2 separate regions of the Homo sapiens genome follow, and region 1 is linked to region 2. The links are chromatin loops, found by intact Hi-C in ENCODE. Cell type or tissue: GM12878. All regions are shown on one strand. Links, peaks and the distances in the headings refer to the core of each region. The heading gives the core; the rest is flanking DNA.

Region 1 (8,340 bases), core at 102-8,101, 140 kb before region 2:
ACAGAAATCAATACCAAGAAGGTATCTCAAAACCATACAGTTACATGAAAATTAAACAACTTGCTCCTGAATGTCTTCTGGGTAAACAACAAAATCAAGGCAGAAATAAAAATAGTATTTGAAATAAATGAAAATAGGTACACAACACACCAAAATTCCAGGGACGCAGCAAAAGCAGTGTTAAGAGGAAAGTTGAAAGCACTAAATGCCTACCTCAAAACATTAGAAAGATCTCAAATTAATACTCTAACATCACATCTAGAGGAACCAGGAAAACAAGAACAAACTAACCCATAAGCTAGCAGAAGAAAAAAAAATAACTAAAATCAGAGCAGAATGGAACGAAATTAAGACCTAAAAATCCACATAATGAAATGATGAAGCCAAAAGTTGGTTCTTTGAAAGGATAAAGAAGATTGCTAGACTGCTAGTGAGATTAACAAAGGAAAAGAGAGAAGATATAAATAACCACAATTAGAAATGACAAAGATTACATTACAACTTATCCCACAGGAATACGAAAGGTCCTCAGAGGCTATGTGTCTATACATACAAACAAGAAAATCTAGAGGAAATGGATAAATTCCTGGAAACACACAATTTACCAAGACTGAATGAGGAACAAATTGACACACTGTACAGACTAATATCGAGTTCCAAAACTGAGTCAGTAATAAAAAAAACCTACCAACCAAAAAAGTCCCAAACAAGACGGATTCACAGTTGAATTCTATGTAAGGTACAAGGAAGAGGTGGTATAAATTCTACTGAAACTATTCCAAAAAAATGATTTTACAAAGCCAGTAACATCCTGATACCAAAACCTGGCAAAGACACAATGAAGAAAGAAAATCACAGGACTATATCCCTGATGAACACAGGTGCAAAAATCCTCAACAAAATACTAGCAAACTGAATTGAAAAACACATCAAAAAGTTAATTCACCATGATCAAGTAGGCATCATTCCTGGGATGCAAGGGTGGTTCAACATATACAAATCAATAAATGTGATTCACCACATAAACCAAATTAGCTTTCAATGAAATCCAACATCACTTTATGATAAAAACCCTCAACAAACTAGGCATCAAAGGAACATACCTGAAAATAATAAGCACCATCTATGACAAACCCACAGCCAACATCATACTGAACAGGCAAAAACTGGAAGCATTCCCCTTGAGAACTGGAACAAGATATGGATGCCCCCTCTCACCACTCCTAGTCAATATATTAGTGGAGAGTGCTAGCCAGAGAAAATCAGGTAAAAGAAAGAAATAAAAAGGCATCCTAATAGGCAAAGAAAAAGTATAACTATCTCTCTTTACTGATAATGATTCGATACTCAGGAAACCCTAAGGGCTCCACCAAAAGGCTATTAGAACTGATAAATGATTTTTGCAAGGTTTCAGGAGAGAAAATCAATGTACAAAAATCAGTAGCATTTCTATATACTGATAACATCCAAGCTGAGAGCCAAATCATTTACAATAGCCACACACACAAAAAAATCCAGGAATACATCTAACCAAGAAGGTAAAAGATCATTACAAGGAGAACTACAAGACACCGTTAAAAGAAATCATACATGACACAAACAAATGAAAAAACGTTCCATGCTCAGGGACTGGAAGAATCAATATCAGTAAAATAGCCATATTTCCCTGCCCAAAGCAATCTACAGATTCAAGGCTATACCTACCAAACTACCAACATCATTTTTCACAGAACTGGAAAAAAAAAACTACAAAATTAACAAGAAACCAAAAAAGAGCCAGAATAGCCAAAGCAATCCTAATCAAAAAGAAGAAAGCTAGAGGTATCAAATTACCTGCCTTCGAACCATACTATAAAGCTACAGCAACCAAAACAGCATGGTACTGTAAAAAAACAGACACAAAGGCCAATGGAACATAATAGAGAGCCCAGAAATAAAGCCAGCCACCTACAATAATCTAATCTTTGGCAAGGCTGACAAAAATAAGCAATGGGGAAAGGACTCCTTATTCAATATATGGTGCTTCGACAGCTGGTGAGCCATACGCAGAGGAATGAAACTGGACCCCTATCTTTTACCATATACAAAAATTAACTCAATATTGGTTAAAGATTTAAACGTAAAACCTCAAACTATAAGAATCCTAGAAGAAAATCTAAGAAACACCATTCTTGACATTGGCACTGGAAAAAATTATATGACTAAGTCCTCGATAGCAATTGAACAAAACCAAAAATCGACAAGTGAGACCTAATTACACTAAAGAGAATCTGTACAGCAAAAGAAACTATCAACAGGGTAAACCTACAGAATGGGATAAAATATTCATAAACTATCTGACAAAGGTCTAATATCCAAAGTGTATAAGAAAGTTAAACAATTGAACAAGCTAAACACAAGTAACCCAATAAAAAATGAGCAAATGACATGAACAGACATTTCTCAAAAGAAGACATACAAGCAGCCACCAAATATGAAAAATGCTGCACATCACTAATCTTCAGGGAAATGTAAATCAAAACCACAATGAGATATCATCTCATACCAGTCAGAATGGCTGCCATTAAAATGTCAAACAATAATCGGTCTAATAGTACAATAACATGTTGACAAGGCTGCAGAGAAAAGGGGATGCTTGTAACACTGTTGGTGGGAATGTACATTAATTCAGCCACTATGGAAACCAATTCTGAGATTTTTCAAAGAACTTAAAATAAAGCTACCATTTGACCCAGCAATCACATTACTGAGTGTGTACCCAAAAGAAAACAAATTGTTCTATAAAGTAGACACAGGCACTTGCATGTTCATTGCAGAACTATTCACAACAGCAAAGACATGGATAGACCGGATTAAGAAAATGTGGTGTATATATATATATGCCATGGAATACTATGCAGTCGTAAAAAGAACAAAATCCGGTCCTTTGCAGCAACATGGATGCAGCTGGAGGCCATTATCCGGAGTGAATTAACACAGGAACAGAAAACCAAATACTGCTTGCTCTTGCTTATAAGTAGGAGCTAATCAATTGGTACTCATGGACATAAATATGGTAACTATAGAAACTGGAAACTACTAGAGGAGGGGAGGGGTTAAAAAGGGTGGAAAAATTAACTGTTGGGTACCATGCTCAGTACCTGATCATGGGATCATTTGTATGCCAAACCTCAGCATCATGGCCATATACCCAGGTAACAAACCTGCACAAGTACCTTCTTGAATTTAAAATAAAAGTTGAAAAAAATAAAAAAGAAATGGAATAATGAAGGGAAAATCCAGTAGATTTAGCCATATAAAGTAGCAAAGATAGAAATAAAATGGAGTATTTATAACATGTGACAAAGCTCATATTCTTAATATAAAAAAAAATTAAAAGACTAAAACACAAAAAATTGGGTAAAGGTACAATTAACCTGAGAGGGCTACAAATTATTAATGTATATGAACATAGGCCACCTTGTAATAATCAATGTAACAGAGACAAAACTTAAAAAAGGGCAATTTTAAATTTATGAAAAATTAGTATTGTCAGTGAAAGTGAGGTGAGATAAGCATCTTTATACACTGGTGGCTAGTATGTAAACAGACAGTCTTTGCAAAACAATCTGGCAATAGATAGCAAGATAATTTTTAAAGTTCGGTAGTTGCTCTCCTAGAAATTTCCTTAAAAAATAAAAATATACGCTGGGTACAGTGGCTCACGCCTGTAATCCTAGCACTTTGGGAGGCCGAGACTGGCAGATTGCCTGAGCTCAAGAATTCGAAACCAGCCCTGGCAACACAGCGAAACCCCGTCCCTACCAAAAGCACACAAAAATAGCTGGGCATGGTGGCGGGCGCTGTAATCCCAGCTACTCAGGAGGCTGAGGCACAAGAATTGGTTGAACCCGGGAGGTGGAGCTTGCAGTAAGCCGAGACTGCACCACTGCACTCCAGCCCAGGTGACAGGGCAAGACTCCGTCTCAAAAATACATACATAAATACATACATACATACATAAAAATATAGAAGCCATCTTCTACACAAGGATATTTTCAGAAGTATATACATTGAGAAAAATGTGAAAACGGCCTTCCAACCAGGTTGAAGAAAAATTAGATTTTTACCTCACAATATAATACGATAAATTTCAGATTTTTTAGTATTTTAAATTTCAAATTTTTTATATTTTTTAGTTAACTACTAGTTAAGAACCAGAATATATGAGTGAAAAGTCAACAGGACTGAACTTACCCAACTGCCCTAAACATTTGATGGGCATATCTAAAACAGAAGATGAAAACTGAGCAAATATATAAAAGAACTCTCATTAGATACTGGACAAGAGGAAGTGCATGACGATGGTACCTGTTACAACAGAAACAAATGAGGTGAGCCATATGATTATCCACCTTTTGTCTGGGGGCACTTTCTGACACATTATTGAGGAAGAAAAATCACAAACCTAATTCAAGGGTTTCACTGCTGAAAAGATAAACATCAGATTTTGAGGATGATGAGGTAGATGGCATTTGCAGGACAGAACACTAATGAGGAGGAAGCTATACAGAATCTGCACAGTTGAGTCTGCAGTTGAATACTAAGCAATGCATGTGTAGGGTTTAACTTTATGAGGACAAGCAGAGAAGGAAAGGAAAGCTGTAAATATGTAGTAGCTCTTAGAGCTCACGCAGAGCTGAGAGACATTCAATTTTTAGGCAGTCAGAGAAGAGTCATTACTGAACTCTCAGGCATTCAGTAGATATCTCAAGAGTCAGAGTGAAACCTGAACTTACACGAACAAAGCTAACATCAATACTGAAATATCAATCATATTTGTAAATACTGCCTTCCAGAATAAAAACTAACACTCTGACAGAAGAAAACAAAATCCAGTAACTCACGTAAAACTCAAATTATCTAATCAATGGAAGAGAATCAAAAGCCAAAAATAAATCCATGCCTATATGGTCAACAAACATTTGACAAGGGTACTGAAAATACATAAGGGAGAAAGAACAATCTCTTCAATAAATAGTGCTAGGAAAACTGGATATACACATGCAAAAGAATGTAATGGAGTCTTATCTTTCATCATATCAAAAAACCAACTCAAAATGGATTAAAAACTTAAACGTAAGACCTGAAACTATAAAACTCCTAGAAGAAAACATACCAAAAAAACCTCCTTGATATTGGTCTTGGCAAGTATTTCTTGGATATGACACCAAAAGCACAAGCAACAAAGGCAGAGATAAATAGGTGGGACTACTATTTATCTCTTTGCTTATGTGAAGCAAAGAAAACAATCAACAGAGTCAAAAACCTATGGAATGGGAGAAAATACTTGCAAATAATATATCTGATAAGAGGTCAATATCCCAAATATATACAAAACTCGGCTGGGCACAGTGGCTCACGCCTGCAATCCCAGCACTTTGAGAGGCTGAGGAGGATGGATCATGAGGTCAGGAATTTGAGACCAGCCTGACCAACATGGTGAAACCCCGTCTCTACTAAAAATACAAAAATCAGCCAGGCGTGGTGGCAGGCACCTGTAATCCCAGCTACTCGGAAAGCTGAGGCAGGAGAATCGCTTGAACCCGGGAGGCAGAGGTTGCAGTGAGCCGAGATTGTGCCACTGCACTCCAACCTAGGCAACACGAGCAAAACTCCATCTCAAAAAAAAAAAAAAAAAAGAAAAAAAAAGAAAAAAGAAAAAAAATCTGATCAAAAAATAGGGAAAGGACCTGAATATACTTTTCAAAGAAAATATACACGTGGCCAGCAGATACATGAAAAGGTGCTCAAGATAGATCACTAGTCAACAGAGAAATGCAAATCAAAACCACAATGAGATATTACCACACACCTGTTAGGATGGCTATTATAAAAAAGATGAGATAGCAAGTGCTGGTGAGGATGTGGAGAAAAGGGAACCCTTGTGCACTGTTGGTGGGAATGTAAATTGGTATAGCCATTATGGAAAACAGTATGGAGGCTCCATAAGAAACGAAAAATAGAACTATCACATAATCCTGCAATCTCACTTCTAGGTATATATATCTATCTGAAGGAAATGACATCAATATTTCAAATAGATATCTGTACTCCCACATACACTGTAGCATTATTCACTGTAATTAAGGCAGGACTGCAGGTATCTCTATTCCAAGAATGGAAACACTCTATATATATAGATTTCTTGGATATGAAGAAGCAACATCTATCAGCAGATAAATGGATAATGAAAATGTGGTATATTTATACAATGGAATATTATTCAGCCATAAAAAGAAGGAAGTCCTACCATTTGTGACAACATGGATGAACCTCAAGGGCATTATGTTAAGTAAAATAAGTCAGGGATGACAAATACTGTATGATCCACTTATATGGGGAATCTAAAAGAATCAAACTCACAGAAACAGAAAGTAGAATGATGGTTGCCAGGAGCTGGGGTAGGGAGGTAAGTAAAATGGGGAGATACTTGTCAAATGGTACAAACTTCCAGTTACGGGTAAGTTCTGGGGATTTAATGTACAGCATCATGACTATAGTTAATGATACTGTACTGTATATTTAAAATTTGCTAAGAGAGTAGGTCTTAGGTATTCTCATCACACACAGACAAAGGTAACTGATAGGTGACAGACGTATTCACTAATTCAATTGTGGCAATCCTTTCACAATACATACACGTATCAAATCACTACACTGTATACCTAAAATTTATACAATTTTATTTGTTCATTATACCTCAATAAAGCCAAGAAGAAATAAATTAAAAAAAGAAACCCCCAAGAACAAATGATTTAGCATCCAATCAACGTTTACTAAACATGACAAGATGCAAGAAAATATGACCTATAACCAAGAGAAAAATCAGTCATTAGAAACATACCTAAAAATCAGAGATGATGGAATTAATAGATACTGACTTCAAAATAGTACATGAACATAAAGAAGAGATAAAGGGAAATAGAAACAAATGAGACTGTAGAGATAAAACAAACAACATCTAAAATAAAAAATTCACTAGATGGAATTAACAGATTCGACACTGAAAGAGAAAGGACTTCTGAATGTGAAATCATAGCTAAAGAATCGATATAAATTACAACTGGGAAAAAAAAGCCTCAGTGACCTGTTGGACAGTATCAATGAATCTAACACATGTGTAATATAAATTACTGAAAGGAGAAAGACATTTGAAAAAGAATGGCTGAAATTTTCTAAAATTGGATAAATAACTAAATGCACAGATCTACAGTTGCCCAGGAGAAAAGGGAAATGAATAAGGTGATAGTTATGATTACTCCAGCTGGATACCTAGAAACAATGTCCAGGCTGTAACACAGGGAGAGGAAAACAAAACAAAACAAAAAGAGCCTACGAGGATCCTTGATTTAATGATACTGAGTTCAGAGACTGGGGAGACCAAGGTATCTAGAATTCATGAGACAGGTAACTAGACAGAAGACAGTACCAAAGACAGAGCTCGAGAGATCTACAATGGATTGCCTCGGAGTCTCATTGAGCAGCACCTGTATGTGGGGAAAAGCTACGGAAAGAGCCACTGAAAAGGACCAGATGAAACAATCACCAGGCTAACAGAAAGGCAAAAATATTTCATGTTCTCACATGGCAAAATAGAAAGATCTCCTAAAAACTATGGCATCTAACAGAGTTTTAAAAAAATACTGCCTCAATAGTGCAGCCGTGTTAGTGCTAGAGCAAAGGATATTCCAGACCAGTCTTACTAAGCTTAAAAGCAAGCACTGATAGGATCATACTGTTTATACATAAGAATAATGCCTAAATATATTTTTTAATCCCCAAACTTCCAGCATCTGACAATGTAAAATTCAATGTCTGGCATCCAATAAAAAATTAACGGACATAAAAAGAAACAGGAAAATAATAACCTATAATCAGGAGACTAATCAATGAATAGAAACAGACTGAGAAAATGACACATAAGATATAATTACACGAATACCATAATAAATTAGCCGTTGAAAATATAAAAAATAGCTGTTGAAAATATAAAAGTTCAAAAGGTAGAGGGAAGCACATAAGATGAAGATGAAAAAAAAAGTCCCAAATCAAACTTCAAGAGATGAAAATGTCTGAAATAAAAAATATACTAGATGTTACTAGACACTGGAGAAGAAAGTATTAGTAAACTTAAAGACACAGGGGGAAAAACCCAAAATTAAAGACAGAGAAAAGACTGAAAAAAAGAAGAGAACATTAGTAAACAGTGGGATAACATCAAGATGTCTAACATGTAAATAAGTAGATTCTCAGGATGGAACAAGAGAAATGAGTAACAAAATACTTACAGAACAATAT
Region 2 (8,340 bases), core at 246-8,245:
GAGTAATATCTGTCTGGGGAAAAAAAGGTGTTTTCATTGGCTTCGTTTTAGATGCTGCTGCAAAATTCAAGTTAAAGCTGTCTCTCTCAAGAAACTTCATTTAAAATGCATTCCTATGAAATTTATATCCTTATTTTCCGAGTCAGAAACAACAAATTTCATTTTATAACAAACATAAATAATCCTCAAAGTATTCAGAAATGCTTTTCTGAGCCACTGTAACAATGCTGTGTGATACAGGAGAGGAAAACAAGACTGTCATCCCTGCAGTCCTCAAAAGAAAAAGTTAACACCAAACAAACAAGATAATACAAGGTAGGCCAAAATCTAGAAAAATTGAGGGGAAAAAAAAAAAAAAGAATCCAGAAAAAGGTAAAACTACCCGTTACTGAGTATGCAGTTGTACCATTTTCTACTTTACATACTAACTAGTTCAGTCAGTAATATCTCTATTTTTAGTTCCTTAAACCTACATACATTAGAGAACTATTAGGTGAGCAAATCAGTAATCAAGACCAAAAACAGAGAATCAATAAGGAATTTAGTTTTCAAAAGCATATTTTTTTCAAATGCAAAAGTAAGGAATTTTTTCCTACATTATAAGACTTATGGTATCTTAATGTTTATTTATTTCCATAATAATTTAAGGGAATGAATCTTCAGTTTTTGTGTAAATATGACTTACCATGGCACTTAATACAAATGCATCCATCTTCTGGGATCCAGACCCACAAGTTCTAATTTCATTTTCTGGAAAACTACACTTTTACCAAGGATTAAGGGGGTTCTAATACAGGTGGACTATTGCCCTCCCTTTAAGAAATACTAATTTAAGAGCTCAGTATCTCCTGGGAGAAAAAACTGAATTTTAAACTAAAATCATTCTTAAATCATTCAGATCTCTGGCCAACAAAATACTTTCCAGTTTCTGAGGGAAAAAAGATGAAGAAAAGGCAACTATTGTTATAAAATATCCTACAATATAGAAGAAAAATCAGGTACACAAGAAACAAAAGTAGGGTTGGGCACAGTGGCTCACACCTATAATCCCAGAACTTTGGGAGGCTGAGGTAGGAGGATCACTTGAGGCCAGGAGTCCAGGACCAGCCTCGGCAACATAGCAAGACCTTGTCTAGACCAAAAAAAAAAAAAAATTAAATTAGCCTGGCATGATGATGCATGCCCGTAGTTCTAGCTACTCGGGAGGTTAGCTTGAGCCCAGGAGTTTGAGGATGCAGTGAGCTATGATAAGGCCACTGCATTCCAGCCTCAGAGACAGAGCGAGCCTTGTCTTTAAAGAAAAAAAAAAAGAGAAAAAGAAATGAAACTGCAATAAGGGCAGTAAGAAAAGTTCTGGAAAGTGTTGACAGTTTCAGAAGGAAGAGTTTACTTTCAAATGGTGACAAGGGAAGACAAGATACAAGAGGTGAAACTTGAGCTATAACTTGAAGGGTTGATGAGTAGGACTTCACCAGTGACTAGAGTGAGTGAAGTATTCCATGGGGGCACTGTGCTATCTGCAAAGATGCAGGAAAAAAAATTATAACACCACTCTCCAGGAATATGTGACCAATCTAGCAGAATAACAGAACAGAACTCAGCCTTTTTTGTGTCTCTACTTCAGAGACAAGAATAATATACTCCAGCAGTAACACTGCTCACTGCATACGGAGATTTGCAAGGGTTAAGGGTCGGGGGCATAACCACAGAAATAAGGTCCTTGTGACAACTAAATAAGATAAAATATTATATTTAAGATCATTACATTCCTTTTGAAGGTCACTTTGACTACTTCAATATACAGTTCAAATATATTTAATTCTTCCAAAATACCATTGCCAAAAAAAATTAGTGAAAAGTGGTAACTGGCTTATATAATTTCGACGATTTAATGAAAACAATACATATGCCACATATACATGGCTAAAAGATGTCACAGTTGATTCAAAATGGATAAGCAATATATATGTTGTTACAATTTTCAAAGTAATAGCTAAAAAGTACACACAGAAAGGTGTTTATACACATTCACTCATCTATCTGGCACTTCGTAGAAGACTAGGAAAGCTACTGGCCTTTTTAAAAGGTTAGTTCTCATAAAGGCCTAGTGCAGGCAGCTCTGGAATTTCATGCCTCCAACATTAATGTCTGGAATTTCATACCTCCAACATTAATGTCTAGTATGCTGGTGGGTGCTACTCATCTTTTCAAATCTGTTTTAATTATTCTGTTGCTGGGCATTTTAACAGATCTTAAGTTTGATAAATTTAGAATTCCAACTGGAGGTTAACCCACGCCCCAATATGTAAGCCAAATCCATTTCAATTATTTACGAAAGGCAGATAATATCAGAACAAGACTGATTATTTAGGTATTAAAGGATGTATAAGTAAATTCCAGTGGTGAAATCTGGAAAAATTATCTGGATGAAGAGTCAGGTGTTTTTTAACGTGTGGGAAAAAGTTGTGGGGTTAATATTATTTGATCTGCTTACTAAATATAAAAATATTTTACACCTATAAAGTGAACTCAATTAATGCAGGGAACAATCTAAAATATGGCAAATATTTAATATGGTTGTTTGGTAATATTTAAGTTCAGTTTCTATAACTTACAACAGGTAAATTCTCAAAAGAAGTTGTCAATTTTCTGAAAATCTCAGTCTGTGGTTGCTCAACTTAGCAACCAATATTCTCTTTTTCAACCCAAAAGAAAGTTAACATTTATCTATGAACAAGCACTCAGTCCCACAGCCATGAGAGTTGTCAAAATAACAGGAAGAAAAATGGACCAAGGATATATAAAGCTGAAAATGGGTCAGAATGCTCAAATTAAGAATCAAACTTATGTTTTTATTTTTCTTGCTTTTTCTTGCAAGCCAGGGCATCCTCATGAAAAAACAGGTAAGAATTTGGCAAGAATAGGGATAGAAAGCAAAAAGAAACTTGTTTTCCCAAACATCTGGCATCCTTCAACAAACTCTGGCAATGAAAAGTCAAAGCAAAGCAGATAAGATTCTGCCAATCACCTTCTACTTAGGCAGTGGCAATAGGTGGCCTAGCCAAGGCTCCCTGCCTGAGCTGAGAAGAGATGTCAGTATTGTGGTAAAGCCCACCTCCTTGGTCTTCAACAGATTCCTTCCATACCCCCAGGTTATGACAGAAAATGAGCAATTCACACAAGCATAAATGTGAAACATTAACATTTAAAAGGAGCCTAACCTACATAATAAGTGCTGAGGCTGAATACACATTGTGGGTCAAAATCAGGACAAGGCAGCTCAACATGGCATCTGTTAAGGGAAGAAAAATAAAGGGCAGACAAAAGACAACATTTAATCCTAGGTTCAACCTTCATAAATCAGCATACAATACCAAAAGTAAGTTAGTTGATTGATTGATTGATTGATTGAGACAGGGTCTTGCTCTGTTGCCCAGGCTGGAGTGCGATGGTACAATCTCAGCTCAACACAGCCTTGACCTCCTGACTCAAGCAATCCTCCCAAGTAGCTGGGACTTCAGGCATGCACTACCATGCGTGGCTAATTTTGTTCACTTTTTGTGGAGATAGGGTCTTGCTATGTTGCCCAGGAAGGTCTAGAACTCTTGGCCTCAAATGATCCTCCCACCTCAGCCTCCCAAATTGCCAGGATTACAGGTGTCAGCCACTGCTCCCAGCCCCAAAAGTTTATTATTATAAGGACTCTTACTCTTCATTGTAATTTATAGGCTGAAATTGCAAAACTGAAAACCCTATTCTTGCAACAATAACTTGAGGTATTTAGAACTCATGACACCAAGTTTCACATCCTCTTTCTTAAGTCTGCAGAAAAGGAACCTCCATCCTTATAGTTCAAAGTCTTTCTAGCAAAGAAAAAAAGAGAACCAAGAAAAAAAAGCATCATAACTATTTTGTAAGTATCAAACTAAAAAATTTGATATAATCTTAGTTTAAAAAAATAATTATAACACTGATTTGATATTTAGGCATAGAGGGATGTTGGTGTTTTATAAGAATTGACCTGACTATAAGCAGCACTCAGCTACATCTCTCAAAAATAAGGGAAAGCCATTTTAAGAGCTTGAAGTAGTATGTTGTAGTCCTATGACATTAATAGTTTAACAGAAACCACATACAACTTGAAGACTAAAACTATCAACTCCCTAAACAACTCACAGTGTACGTTAACATGACTTGACTATTCAGGGAGAGCCTCACCCTGGCAAACGGTTTGATTGTTCATCACAGCAAACTCCTGAAACACGCATCAACGATTCAATAGAAAGCCCCAACAGTATGTAAGATTTTTTGAATCCCTTGCTGTTGCATAATGGTCATCATCCAATTTTAATCAAACACACACACACACCCAGTATTCACTCAACCTCAACCAAACTTTGATTCTCAGTACATACTATCCTTGCTTTCTTCCCTCCAAGAAACCGCCAAAGTTCTAACCAGGTGGTGTACTCCCTTTCTGTGACAGGCAATAAACTCTATCTATAGGTTGTGAGGGAGACACTTGGGCAGCCAGCACTTGATACTATGCCAGCTGTAAGTTTTAATCATTCAGGAATATAGTGCAAAGAGTACTGTGAACTTATGGTGTGCTAATGCATCATACTAGCAATTGTGAATTTAGATCATAAACCTTTGTATTTCACCTAAAACTTTATGGGAACAGATAGGACAGGACAGGCAATCCCAATGCTTTTGTAGAAAAACTGTCTGGTCATATGCTGTCAGTTCTTCACGATTTCAAAGAATAACCACTTGAAAGAAAATTTTCAAAAATCTAAAGACTTAATAAAACTAAGATCAATGAGTTTTAAAGTACGTGTCATTAAAAGCACAAACTCATTTGCAGTCTATGGACTCTAAGGCAAGAGTCATATGCCAGACATCCCAGAAGAGGTAAAAAGTTATTAGAGACAAAAAGGACTTCAGGGAAACTTAGTTTTTCCTTAGGGAAAGGAGTCCTCCATGGAGTCACATGGCCCTCCAATAAGTAGGCATCAGGTAGTGTATCAAGAACTGATACAAGATCAGAAAGGAAGAGCCAATGAGTTAGGAGAAACCAAGGTTGGGTTTCAAGAATTGAGTTGCTACTTGTGCTGAATGATATTAAGAGATGGAGAAAAAGAAAGAGAAAAATGTTCACGCGGATGTCAATGATTTTTACTAGACTCTTCAGAGGAGTAAGAAATCCAAATAAACTAGAGTTTAGGGCAGAAAATTAACTACAAGGTGAGAATATGAAAGATGCCAGTGTGGACAAACCATGCAATAAAATTTTATTAAAAGAGAAGCAGAAATAGAGGCAGTAGCAGAATGGGAAGCAATATGTCAAGAGGGGGCTTTTCTTTTTAGGATGGAAGATACTATTGCACCTTTATATGCCGGTGTGAATGATAAAGCAGAGAGGGAGAGACTGGTAATACAAGAGAGGTAATGATTTGAGATTTTGAAAAGATTAAAAGGGTGGAATTCAAAATACTAGTGAAAATAAGAGCATATGCACTGAGTTTAAAGCATGAGAATATGGTGAGAACATAAATGGGTACAGCCTTTCCAGGAAAAAAATCAAGTACCTCATAGATTATAAAGAGACATGAAAGTAACCATATCCTTTGAGCCAGTAATTTCACTCATAAAAATCTACCTTAAAAAAAGATCTGAAATCTATCTTAACTGTCTAATGATCAGGGAGAACTGTTAGGTAAATAATTATAAAATGCTATTAAAAGTCCTTAATGATATGGGAAAACGTTCATAATATTAAGAGAAAAAAAGCAAGATATAAAATTCCAAATGTTGTATTTTAAAAATAAAAATATGTGCATAGACAAAAGATTAAGGAGACATAAAATATTAGTAATATCTCTGGACAATAAATGATAGATTACAGTGTTCTTCTTTATGTATATTTTTCATTTTCCCTAATAAGAATGGGTCACTTTATTACCAGAATAATTTACTTTCATCTTGCCTGTATTTTCCAAGTCTCTCTACTGACACCTTCCTAACAGCTTTAAATATTTGTGTATTTCAGAAATAAAATTGTGATAGTGGCAGGAGGCAGACAAATTCCTAGGCAGATTGGGACAGGTCCCCAGTGAAACCCAACCTTCAGGGCACACACAGCATGAAGCCTGAAAACCTGGCTGCTCCTTCTAGCTGGAATCCACAACCTGGAGGGAGAATTTCCTTTACGCCTTTCAGCCAATGAAATGGTGTTTTTTCCAGGTCCACCCATGGACCACTCAGCACGCACTTCCTCCTGCCCAGGGACCAATCAGCACACACTTCCTCCATTTTGAGCCCATAAAAACCCCAGCTTCAGCTGGACTCAAGGTAAGTAAGGACTACCCTTAGGAGCTGCCCGCTTTGGGTCTCCTCTCTGCTGAGCTGTTCTGCTACTCAGTAAAACTTCTCCACCTTGCTCACCTTCCAGTTGTCCACGTAACCTCATTCTTCCTGGACAAAGGACCAGAATTCGGGACCCACCCAACAGTGGGCATGAAAAGGGCTGCAACACTTTCCTGGCCAACTCACCAAACTGTGGTGGTGACATGCTCCCATTTGCTGGACTGCAGGAGTGAAAAGCAGTGACACTTCTGGGGGCCGAGACATCAGGATTTCCCAAGCCAGGGCTGTAACACTATAGCCTTCCTGCCTTCTGCCTGCATTGGGCAGCTGCCCCATGTGACAGGAAGTGGCAGTGGAGCTGGGCCAGCCTGGGAGCCGCCGGCTGGGGTGAGGTGGTGGGACTGAACAAGCTGAAACCTGCTCCCCCTGCTCGCCGAGCCGCGGGTGGAGAGAATGAGAGAGCACGCCTGACCCACTCCTTGAGGCTCTGCAGTTGCTGGCGTCCCCAAGTTTTTAGGTGCCACCGCATCCCCCTTTTCCAGACACCAGCACCTGCACCAGAAACTACGTGTGGTACGCCTGCTCCAGCTGCAGCCTGGCAAGGAGCCGGCACCTCTGCCAGCACCCAGAGCTGCCTGCCCCACCACAGCTGGCCGGACCCTGTGTTAGCTCTCTCACACACCCTTCAGTGCTCTGAGCCTGGTTTGCCCTCATCAGGCGTGGGATCCGGGTTGGGCGAACTGAGTGCAGCCTGCCGGGCTGAGTGGGTGGAACGAGCACAGTGGGAGTGAGTGAAACTCAAGCAGGGGCGCCACAGGCCACAATGGTTCCCGGCTGGCAGAGTGACACCTGAAGGATCCCGTGACATTTCGATTATTTCTGCTCATAGCATAAACTCTTATATGTAAGTATCTACCACATGCCAAAATGAAAGCAAAAAATATATATAATAGCCTGCTGTAGATATATATTATGTTGTTGTAGCAGCTCATGTTTTCTACCATCCATACGTTTAAGATAAATGGCATGCAATATCACCAATAATAAGGCAATAGAGAACAAAGAGTCTGCAAGAATTTAGAAAACACTTGCTTTGATATACAGCAAGAACTAAGGGGCAAGAAGAGGTAATGGGCAAGCTCTGAGTCACTCTTACTGGATGGTCTCAGTACAGCAACAGTAACTAGGATAAGCCAAGGCGTCCTCTACACACATAGTGAGGCCAGCTTGAAACAAGGAAGTACATAGTTGCAGACTTGGAAGCTAGCCACCGCAGCTATTTAAAAATCAATAGAGAGATTATTTTTTAAACCCTCTTTATCCAAAAAGAGTGTTCTGTGAAGAGAAATAGAAGGCACTAGAAGTGACGCACTGAAAGATCTCAGTTCATGGAATGATCACATTTGTAAACTAATAGTTTGTGCCTCTTTTTAGAGTCAAAAGTCAGTAAGCTCAAGTCAGTAAGCTCTGGGTTGGAATTCCAGCTCCTGTTTATTAGCTGTGCAACCATGGACCAATGTACTTCACTAACCCTCAGAATCTTCATTTATAATTTCAGGATTATGATATTGTACTTATAGAGCTTTGAAGAGGATAAAATGAAATAAAATGGGAAAACACTCAGTGAAATGCCTCATATGTAATTACCATGTAACGGTTTTTCCTTTCTTCCTAATTTCATTTACCACCTTCACAATTTGTGTCATATTCACATGCCATCTACATTATTTACTTAATATTGTTCCTCATATAGATTTACATATTTTTTCTAAATAAATTTCGCCTCATCTTAACAACACTACCCACTGAGAGGCTGAATATAAAATGGACAACAGTGAGATCATGTATAACCACAGAACTCTGAGCCACAACCTTTGCAACCAACGCAGGATGGCAAACCACAAGCTCTGCAGCCAAGAGCCCAGAACGGTCAGGACTTGGGCAATGACAACCAAGGACCAAACAGAAAAA

What was found. Peaks named below come from ENCODE experiments on the same cell type or tissue, not always from the same donor. Only the 100,000 strongest peaks of a DNase experiment are listed, where the experiment ranks them.
Region 1: it touches region 2 in a loop (2.0-fold over the local background); 2 of 110 quality-filtered maps call a loop at or near these places.

What each region holds. Positions count from the first base shown.
Region 1 is chr1:243,583,644-243,591,983 of GRCh38, forward strand. The region is part of intron 8 of AKT3 (AKT serine/threonine kinase 3); the gene reads right to left. Among named protein-coding and RNA genes, the nearest start is that of AKT3-IT1, 210 kb to the right of the region's middle. In GM12878, for the core only: no CTCF peak of the experiment used is centred there; DNase peaks (open chromatin) are centred at 4,718 and 5,788; H3K27ac peaks cover 2,235 bases.
Region 2 is chr1:243,723,902-243,732,241 of GRCh38, forward strand. All of the region lies in intron 2 of AKT3 (AKT serine/threonine kinase 3), which reads right to left. Among named protein-coding and RNA genes, the nearest start is that of AKT3-IT1, 66 kb to the right of the region's middle. In GM12878, for the core only: no CTCF peak of the experiment used is centred there; DNase peaks (open chromatin) are centred at 3,860 and 4,210; H3K4me3 peaks cover 844 bases; H3K27ac peaks cover 2,395 bases.